2 separate regions of the Homo sapiens genome follow, and region 2 is linked to region 1. A link is a loop called in an ENCODE intact Hi-C map of the cell type or tissue named here. Cell type or tissue: PC-3. All regions are shown on one strand. Each heading gives the region's core, and the rest is flanking DNA. Links, peaks and the distances in the headings are about the cores only. Region 1 overlaps LRBA (LPS responsive beige-like anchor protein). Region 2 overlaps LRBA (LPS responsive beige-like anchor protein).

What was found. Peaks named below come from ENCODE experiments on the same cell type or tissue, not always from the same donor. Only the 100,000 strongest peaks of a DNase experiment are listed, where the experiment ranks them.
Region 2: it touches region 1 in a loop (4-fold over the local background); 3 of 110 quality-filtered maps call a loop at or near these places.

Annotation. Positions count from the first base shown.
Region 1 is chr4:150,344,948-150,350,347 of GRCh38, forward strand. LRBA (LPS responsive beige-like anchor protein) reads right to left here. Exons shown (of 57, transcript NM_001364905.1): 48 at 5,045-5,212. Among named protein-coding and RNA genes, the nearest start is that of LRBA-AS1, 230 kb to the right of the region's middle. In PC-3, for the core only: no CTCF peak of the experiment used is centred there; a DNase peak (open chromatin) is centred at 3,294; H3K27ac peaks cover 405 bases.
Region 2 is chr4:150,296,105-150,301,504 of GRCh38, forward strand. All of the region lies in intron 53 of LRBA (LPS responsive beige-like anchor protein), which reads right to left. Among named protein-coding and RNA genes, the nearest start is that of DCLK2, 220 kb to the left of the region's middle. In PC-3, for the core only: a CTCF peak has its summit at 1,954 (motif pointing right); no DNase peak of the experiment used is centred there.

The DNA of each region.
Region 1 (5,400 bases), core at 242-5,241:
ATATTCTCTAGCCATCTCTTTTATCTATGTGCAGGAAGGGTATGCAGTTGCCTCTGTGTAGGTAACTTCTGCTCATGACTCTACCCAATGATCTTATTCATCCTTCAATATGCAACTCCAGCCTCTCATTCTCTGGAAAACATGCCTGGATTCTGTCAGTTTGGGCTTAGTACCTATCCTATGCTTGTGCATACATACTTACATATATTTATCTCTGTACTGAATTTATCAGATTATATTATAATTGTTTAGTTACACTTATTTTCCCATTAGATAATGAACTCTAGCTGAGGGAGGGCAGGGACTTTGCCTTTCAACCCTTTAACCTTATTACATGATTCGGGTTTAGTAAAAGGTTGTTGAAAAAATGAATAAATTAATGACCTATTCATGTTTTCTGCTTTCTTGCCTCACTTAACAATGAACTCAGCATGCATCCACTAGGAAATGGTCTCTGATAACTTCTCTAGTGTTAATGTTTTATGATTCTTTCTATGATCTAATCAGTAGTTCATATTCCTTTTATAGCTGTGTTTTCTAACCCAGGGATTTAACTGTGAGCAACATAAGGGAAAGAACTAACACTTGCTGAGTACTTATGAGGGGATAGGCACCATGCCAGGCGGTTTACATGCATTATATGTCATCTCATCCTCTGTAGAGTGGGCATTATCGTATGACTTCTATATATAGGAAACAGAGTCTGAGGAACACAACTAGTAGGCATCAGGGCCATGACTCAAATTCAAATTTATTTATTTGTTTGTTTCTTTGTTCATTCTATTATATCAAACTGCATTATACTATAGGATTTAGCACTGGTAAATGGTATGAAAAGGCTATAATAAAAGACTATTCCCCTCAACCTTTTTTTTTGAGACAGGGTCTCACTCTGTTGCTCAGGCTGGATTGCCATGGTACAATCATGGCTCACTGCAGCCTTGACCTCCTGGGCTCAAGCAATCCTCCCACCTCCCACAGCACCCAATAGCTGGAATTATAGGTGTACACCACCACACCCAAACAATTTTTAAATTTGTTGTGGAGATGGGGCCTCACTTTGTTGCCCAGGCTGCTCTTGAACCCCTGGACTCAAGTGATCCTCCTGCCGTGGCCTTCCAAAATGCTGGGATTACACGTGTAAGCCACTGCGCCTGGCCCCATTTATTTTAATGATATTCAGAAAGTTTTATAAATTAAATGTGTGTATTTATTTTAATAGTGCTAAGTAACAAAGCGATATATTCTCATTTCAAGAATATCAAATACCTACCATACTTAGAATATCACAGGCCATGTTTAATAAATGCCAAATCTAATACAGAATATATATTATATATAAGTCTATATAATGTATAATATAAAAACAAATTAAGGTGTGATGTGTGGAAGACTATCAGTTAAGGCTTAATTTTCTCATAATTAACTACTTAGGATTGTGGTAAAGAAAAGGAAGTCAAACTTAAAGCAAAAGTTTTAACGGTCTTTAGCAAAAGTTGATCATAAAAAATAAATATTAAAAACTTATCTGTGGCCGGGTGCGGTGGCTCATGCCTGTAATCCCAGCACTGTGGGGGGCCAAGGCTGGCAGATCATGAGGTCAGGAGTTCGAGACCAGCCTGGCTAATATGGTAAAACCCGTCTCTACTAAAAATACAAAAATTAGCCGGGCATGGTGGTGCATGCCTGTAATCCCAGCTATCCAGGAGACTGAGGCAGGAAAATCACTTGAACCTGGGAGGCGGAGGTTGCAGTGAGCCAAGATTACACCATTGCACTCCAGCCTGGCAACAATGTGAGACTCTGTCTCAAAAAAAAAAAAAAAAAAAAAAAAAAAAAACACTTATTTGTTATGATGCTTCTTCAAAAAGTTAAACTTGGAATTATCACATAATCCAGAAATTCCATTTCTGGGTGTATATCCAAAAGAATTGAAAGCAGGCATTTGAACAGATGGTGTACATCCATACTCTTGGCCACATTGTTCATAATAGCCAAAAGATGGAAACAACCCAAAATGCCCATTGATATATAAATGGATAAACAAAATGTGGTATATATATATACACAATGGAATATTACTCAGCCTAAAGAGAAAGGAAATTGTGATACATTCTATAGCATGGACAAATCTTGAAGATATTACGCTAAGTAAAATAAGCTAGACATAAAAAGACAAATGTTGCAGCATTCCACTTCTATGAGGTATTCAGGGTAGTCAAATTTATAGAGATAAAAAGTAGCATTGTAATTGTACAGGGACTGGGGAGGAAGGAATGAGGAGTTATTGTTTAATGCTTAGAGAGTTTCAGTTTGGGAAGATGAAACATTTCTAGAGATGGATGGTGGTGATGGCTGTACAAGAATGTCAATGTTCTTGATGCCACTGAACTGTAAACTCAAAAATGGTAAAAATGGCCAGGGGCAGTGGCTCAGGTCTGTAATCCCAGCACTTTGGGAGGCCAAGGGAGGCGGATCACTTGAGTTCAGGAGTTTGAGACCAGCCTGGGCAACATGGTGAGACCCCATCTCTACTAAAAATACAAAAATTAGCCAGGCGTGGTGGCAGGCACCTGTAATTCCAGCTACTCAGGAGGCTGAGGCAGGAGAATCACTTGAACCCAGGAGGCGGAGGTTGTAATGAGCTGAGCTTGCGCAACTGCACTCCAGCCTGGGTGAAAGAGCGAGACTCTGTCTCAAAAAAAAAAAAAAAACAAAGGTAAAAATGTTCAATTTTATGTTATATATATTTATCACAATAAACAATTTTATTTGAAATTATAATGTGTTAGTTTAGGTGAAAGAAAAAATATAATTGAGCTTACACCTATATTCAAATATATATCTAATGTCTACATGGAGTATTCCCACTTTGAAATATCCTACCAAGTCAATTTAACATTTATTTTTCCATTGTCTGATCACATATGCTGAACTCAGAGTAAGAAAAGATGGTCAAAGACAAACATAAGTCTTCTAACTCTCTGCTGTACAATGCTGTAGCCTCTAGTCATCTGTGCCTATTTAAATTTATATTAATTAAAATTAAGCATTTAGTTCCTTAGTCACACTAGCCACATTTCAATGTACAATAACTACATATGGTTCATGGTTTATTAGACAGTGCAGATAGAGAACATTTCCAGCACTGCAGAAAATTCTAGACAGTGTTCTTCTAGATTAACGCACAGTAAACTTCCTTAAACAATCATTGGTGTGTAAGTGGGGACAGTGGTCAATCCAGAATAAAAATAAAAAGCCAAGCACATAGAGTGACTCATAGAGGAAATAACTAGCTGATTGAGTGTACTACTTGTTAACTAGCCATGACAAACAGATATAGGCCAAGTGACATTTTTAATCATGAAAACATTGCGTAACCTTTAATGAAAAGTAGAGCTACTTATGTCATCTTGGACATACCAAGAGACAAGTCTTTTAAGTAATAGGATCTTGCATTGAGAGAAACAGTGTTAAGCATATTTTCACAGCAACTCTATAGAACATTACAGAATTTCAAAATTAGAAATACGGAGATTGCATATAGTGACACAAAAAATATATACTGGCATAGTAAGTACAACCAATTTATGCTGGTACAAAAAACAATATGCTGGTATATTAAATACAACCAATCTCTTTTTAAGAAATTATAAAATCAGTTCTACAGTGAGAATTCAGTTATATATCAGCTATGTAGAGATATGGATAATTACTACAGGATAACAGGAGAAAACAAAAATAGCTGGTATATTTGTTGAAGAATTATGGGCATTTAACAGAATAAAGTATTACGTTCAAATATTGCCAAAATGAACAAAAAAAAGAAAGTAAATAGGCCTATGCTATTTTATCCCAACAATAAAACTATGCAGTGTTTTGTAACACTACCTGTATGTTGCTCTCACCTCAATACCTTTATGGAATCCTATGTATATTCTGTGTCATACAGTCAATTGATGTTCTGATCAAATAAAATACCCCCAGAAGGAGTATTTTCAAAAAACTGAACAACTGGAAGAGTCTTTAAGAGTTTATGTGACCCAATTCTCTGCTACCACAGTTTTTAAAACTGAAACATAGCAATTTAAAACTTGGGCAATTTAATGCAAGTGTACATCTAGTACACAGTGCTTTTGTGTGCATGCTAACTTATCTAGCACATAAGCCAGGTGATAATATGCCAATTTATTTAAATATGTACTTACATACCTTCCGCATGATCAGATCTTAGTAGAACTATAAAAGAATGCATCAAGTGCTAGGGAAAAATGGCAAATCTCACACATTACAAATAATGTTCCCTTCAAAGTGATATATAACTTGCCCCATGAATCAAAGCTCCTGGTTTCCTAAACGCAGTTGTGTTCTAAAATTGTACAGATTAAGGTTGTATCATTCAATTCTATAATTTTTCATATGAAGTATATTGGAATTAGAAGGATGCATAATTAGATTAGAAATACTAAAAAAAGTAAGGTCTTCTACAGACTTTTTGGTGAGTGCTGCATTTGCCAAAATCATGTTTTAAGTGTTTTACTTGAGAAAATAAATGACAAGAATAAAACAAGTTCAATAACATCTAACAACAATTTGATCACATAGGAAAGATTTGGACTTCAACCCCCCCATTAACTTCTATGTGGTTATATATGTTCTTAGGTATTACATATAAATATGTGTTTTATCACATTTCAATAAATTTATGCTCATAATCATATCTCTTTAATGAATTATTACTATTTTCCTACAAAAATCATGAGTAACCCCCAAAGTTATATAAAATTATAAATAAGATTATTTATACCTTAACAGGTTCAAATAGAAAAAGCCGTCATCTTATATTGGGTCAAACATTTTGTTGGAAGGAACCTCTGGGTTCAAGTTCTTGCTAGGTCACTGATAAATTATTCTGCTTAAGGCACTTTACATCTAGTTTCACTTTCTTCATCACTAAAATCAAAGGATGGGGGAGGTGTTCTCTAGCTCCTTCTAGTTTAAATATACCTGACTATAAGTTGCTTTCTCAATTCAGATAACTTACCTCTCTCAACACAGGATCAGTTATTGAATTCAGATTGACAGCTCCTTCATAGGTCAAGTAATAGAACACATTGAGGGCTCGGACAGCTTCTGGTCCTTGCTGTTTATAGCCAAAAATGAGATCAATCCATTGGTGAAGCTGGCAGGAAACAAATTCACTCTCCAGGGCCTGAAAAAAGGTATACATTGTATTACTATGCTGAATTCCTTTTTAAAAATATAGAGAGACATTTAGAGCAATCAGTAAAGTTTAACACTAACTTTACTGTGAACAAAGATTTTTAAAAAACAAAACTTGTGGCCGGGCGCAGTGGCTCACGCCTATAATCCCAGCACTCTGGGAGGCCGAGGTGGGCA
Region 2 (5,400 bases), core at 60-5,059, 49 kb before region 1:
GTTTTATCTATTTATCCTAAATACCCAAATTATTTAAAATTCTTTATAATACATCCTCCTTAACATTTTTAATGTTCTTTTGTTAAAAATACGTAAGTAAGGGACTCTGAAAACTATAGAGGAGTTTCATATCTTTAGCTATTAAACACTCCTGACCCCACTCACCCAAAGGAAATAAGGCAGTCTCTCAGTTGTGCAAAGTTACAAGCTACAAGAATGAAAGCTTAAAAAGCTCAACAGTCATGCAGCCTTAAGCCACAAAAGGCAGAAACAATTCAGAGAATTTTTTTCCTATATAAAAACACTTCAAATCCAAAATCTGAAGTCTTATCAAACACATTCATTTTCTCACTTGAATGTGAAAAAAATTACTGTTAAAAAATTACCAGATAAATGAAATGTAATGATATACTTAGATAATGGCCCTGTTAAAAGACCAAGAAAATCAATTTTTAAAAATTTGTTAACACTTATAAACTTCTGCTCTGTAAAGCGATATAAATGAGCATAGCACATAAAAATTGAGGTAACTAGAAAAAATAGGGTTTAACTGTTGCTTCGTAAAAAAAAAATCAGAGATTTAAATATTGAATTTCATATAAAAATGGTTATCTTTTCATAAATTATCAGTAATATCTAGAGTAAAATGTGAGTTACATAGGCACAAAGCTGTCGTAGAATTTCTCTTACGAAATGAGCGTTTTTGGAAGGTAGTAAAGTCAGTCTACTATGTTGTTCCAGGAAGCTTTAATTAAGTGTATCCTTGGTAGTTCTACCAATAATGTTATGGACCACCCCCCCGCGCCCACCCCCACCGCCGGCACAGAGTTCTGCAATATTTTAAAAGCAGAAGAATCCTACGTTTAGTTGACTAGAAGGAATTTTTACTTTCTTAGACTAATGCCAACTATTGTTTGAAATTAAATTTCCCATATGAGCATAAAGTGTCAAGACAACTTTCTTTGGCATGGCACTATTAAAAAGGTCTACATATGAAGATACTCAATCTGAGGGTATAAATCATCAATTCTTCTGTTCTCATATTTATATGGCTATAACCTATGGGCTGAATGGTACAGTCATTTTTCTCTGCAACCAAACAAGGTAAATAAATGTGATATATTGGCATATCACCCCACCACTCTGCATATGGTGCACATTAAGGTTGTATTCATTTGCCATATGAATATAATTCCTTTTTACCACATCTACTATTAGTTACAAGCAGTAAATACAGAGTTGTTTTGCTGGAACTTGAGGGCCTGCATTGCATCATGGAGCACTAAACATCCTGGACCTTCTGGAGAATTTCATAGACATACTTTTAATGTCACCTGAACTTGAACACTGCCAACATACCATTTGAAAACGCTTCTTGATAAATGCTTCAAGGAAAAAATAAAAATACAGGGTAGCTGTAGTGTGACAGTACATTCCAAATGCAGGCCCAGAAGGGAAGGTCTTGATGAGACACACACAAGAACTCTTGTTCCTGACAAAGGATCAGATCAAGAGTCATATCCAGGTATAAAATGGTTTCTTGTTTCAAGCATTACTTTCTTATTCAGAATCTAGTGAACATAAGGAACCTAAACATAAAATACCATCCAAATAACTTCCTCAACGGTAACTTATTGAAGAGCTGTGATCAAGAAGCTAACAAGTTTATTTCATCACCAACTGTGGTGCTTTGTTTCATTAGGCAAATATTGTGCTTGCTTTTTCCTTACACAAAATATTTATCGTACAGTTGCAAATCCAGGTTAGGGTAGGGTAAAAGGAGGAGTAAAGTGATTTCTTTTTAAGAACTCATATGGTTCAACACAAATGTACATACCTTGACATTTGTGACCCTTAAATAATATATCACAGGCAATTAAAAACAAAGTACACCTGTCTTAACCAAGTACCAATTTTCATGTTTCCCAACATTAAGTCCCCAAATGCATCCAGCAGATGGTGCTCTAGGACACCTACTTACAGAGAGTAATATTGTTTATATTACATCCACCTAAATTTTGGCAAGACAAAGAATAAGAATTTATCAGTAGCTTCAGTAAAACATACTAGGCTTCACAATAAAAAGGACATAATTCCTAAATATGTGTACAAAAATATGCATACACATAAGCACATGTGCACAGAGGCAGCCAGTAAATAATTCACACCTGGACATGTTATGATACTACTTTTCTTACAGACTTGATGAGTAGTCTATGTGTATCAGTAGTATTTATAGTCACATGGCAAGATCATTCTAAATTCATTAAAAAAAATTTAGAATGCCTTAAAGTTAGAATTCATTTTTAATTATAGCAGGAATGTCTCATTAGGGTGATACTAGTAAAATTAACAACAGTAGGATTTACGGTAATGACTTAAGTGATTGATGAGCGTATAACAAAATGAAGTTTTAGACAGAGAAAAAGCAGGGCAGCTATGGCATACAGTACTTTAAAAAACAGCTCTGTGGTCTGTTAGTGCTAGCCTTATGGTTAATAAAACCTTCTTTCTAATTAACGGTGCTGAAATATTCTTAAAGAACAGAATCTTGTTGTTATGAAGAAAAGTTAGGTTTTTTTCTCAGTAGACGCCAATCCCATAAAGGAGAAAGCTGACATAGATTAGCATGTCTGATTGCAATGAGGAAAAGAAAAAAAATGCCACCTTTCAATCAAATCAAAACCAGAATGCGAGAATGGAAAATGTATTACTGAAATACTACACACACAAATCTGTGCAACACCCTCACAGTTAGCAACCATTTGCTTCTGAAGCTGATCGAATGTGGCTTTAAAAGATATTATTCAGATATCTAAAAATACCTAATAAACATTTAATTTTTTAAATCCATGTTTATGAATATAAAAGTGAATAAATAATAACTGTTTTGTATATATTCATCTTGCTTATCTAAATAAGATCATGTCAAAGTTTAAAGTATTTATTTATCAATGGAATGCACTGGGGAACATTTTCTCCAAAATTTAAAAATGTACAGTCTGGAGAGCATTATTCTGAAGGTGAAATAACTATCTCAGGAAAAGCACTTTGGTGACAAGGCTCAGTCCTAAAACACAGAGTACTAGGACAAGGAGAGAGAGATGCCATGCTTTCATGTACAAAACATCTCTCAGTGAAATATTCTTGGTTAATTTCATTTTTTAAATCCCTAATTAAATGGAATCCTATATTCATTTTTCTTCTCATTGAAAAAACTGCATTCCACAGGAGATAATTATTACAAAACAATAGAGTCAAAGATGAAAAACTATCTGGTATACAGGAAAATAAGCCTTTTGCTATGTAGTCTAGGCAGGCTTCATAAAACATTTACACTTTTTAAAGCCCCAAATTACAGTATTTATAGGTTTTACACTTGATCTTAGCCAAAAGGCTGAGAAGCGATGTATTTATAGGTTTTATCCAGTTTGAATTAGCCTGAGATTGCCAAAGCAGTATGTATATTAATATTAGATAATATGATATTTTTAAAACTTTGTCATACAGCTATCAACTTTACATATAACATCAATATTAGATATGGAAAAAACAGTGTATGTAGGCTTATGACCCTAGAAAGTAAAATGACTACCTATTCCCATGATTTTTTAAATAAAAAAACCCTGAGATAGACCTATAAAATGCAGAAAAAGCAATAACCTGGTTTTCTTTTATCTATTTTCCCTTCAAGAAAGAAAAAGTCTACAATAAAAAATTTAAAGTTGAGGTATTAATGTGCATTTATAGAACATATTGCAATTATATGTATATACACGCTTCACCACTTCTTAAAGGTCATTTACATTGTATCTAAGAGGTACAATATAGGAATACACATAACCTAAAACCCTTCATCTGAAAAGCTCTGACTTCAGCAGCTGCATTGTGGAACCATCAATGAGCCAGAGGCTTATAAAATCCGAACCAGCTTGCATGAATGTTTGAAACAGTTTACACACGGTAACAATGTCTTTGTTTTTGTTTGTCATTTTCTTTTGAAAAGCGTAGATTGCATTTTCCATTTTTCTATTCTAATATGTGTAAATTCTCATTATAAGAAAAAGTGCCTATTTGTCTTTCTCCTGGATTCATCTTTCAAAGCTGAAGCAAAATTAAATCGGGGCATCAGACATTATACAGGGGCTTGAAAGGATAAGGTTCACTTTGAGAAAGGTAATTTAATTCAGTCAAGATACATTACAATTTTCTAAAATTTTTATTAGATGTGCTGTTATATTATTCTTTTATTGTTTTTCTTTTCATTGCTAGCATTACTAGGAGGTAATGTCCACCATACTGCAGACAATGAGAGGGTATAGATGAAGTACGCTATGAAAAATATAACATTATAATATTTACTCTAATGCCAACAAGATGGTGTTTTGTGGTGATTTATTTGCTCTAATCATCCTGTGCTTCTGATAACACCTTAACTCAGTTCTGTTGTTGCTTTCATTTTACAGACAAGACAGAAGGACCACAGCAAAGCTTGGAACTTAGATTTTTTTTTTACTACAAACCCCAGGATTTGTTCAGTCCTACTTAATTCGTTTTTTAAAGGCCATGCATGTAAAAACAATCTCTAGGTTGAGTTACAAAGTATTTAAACATATGAAAATATATTTAAATGTATACATATATCATGATATATATCATACTTTCTTCCTTTGCGAAGAGCTGAAAATTCCTAACTTTAAGGCATACTTAACTTTCTGAAATGCAATAGTAATTACATACAAGTGTAGCTAATAGGTCTTTAGCTGCTTTTTAGAATACACATTGGTAATGACGGTGTATAACATAGAGAACATGATTAAGTAAAATAAAACAAGAAACCAAGAACCCAAATATCTATGTGTGTTCAGATTTCTTTATGTGCATGAAATACCTTACATTTTTAAGGCAAGAAAAAGTTCTTAAATATTTTGAGATAAATAGCAAAATGGTAGATTTATTATCAATTTTAAATATAGGTTTGCCTGAGATAATTGAGTGAATCTCGGTAACTGGATTTACAGAAACCAGAAAAAAGAAATTGAAAGGAGTCACTTATTCTAAGAGGACAGACAGGAAGAAGGACCAGAATATTGTGTTCATGATGAAAAGAACATGGTACTTTTCAAAAGAATATGAAAAACAAAATCCCTGAAATTTGCATCTTTGTAATTTCTATTGTAATTACAGAGATGTCTGTATAAATGTGAAATACATGTACACCTACTCCCCGACATATACACACACTACAATTTGATCACAAAGTCTGTATTATCAATAGCATCACAGGCTTAACATTATTTTTCATATCCTATTTGCATAGGAAATTATCCCTTTTTTGATTAAAACAGGAAATATCTATTAGACGTTCATTGAATAAAAACTGTATTTACCTATCACATC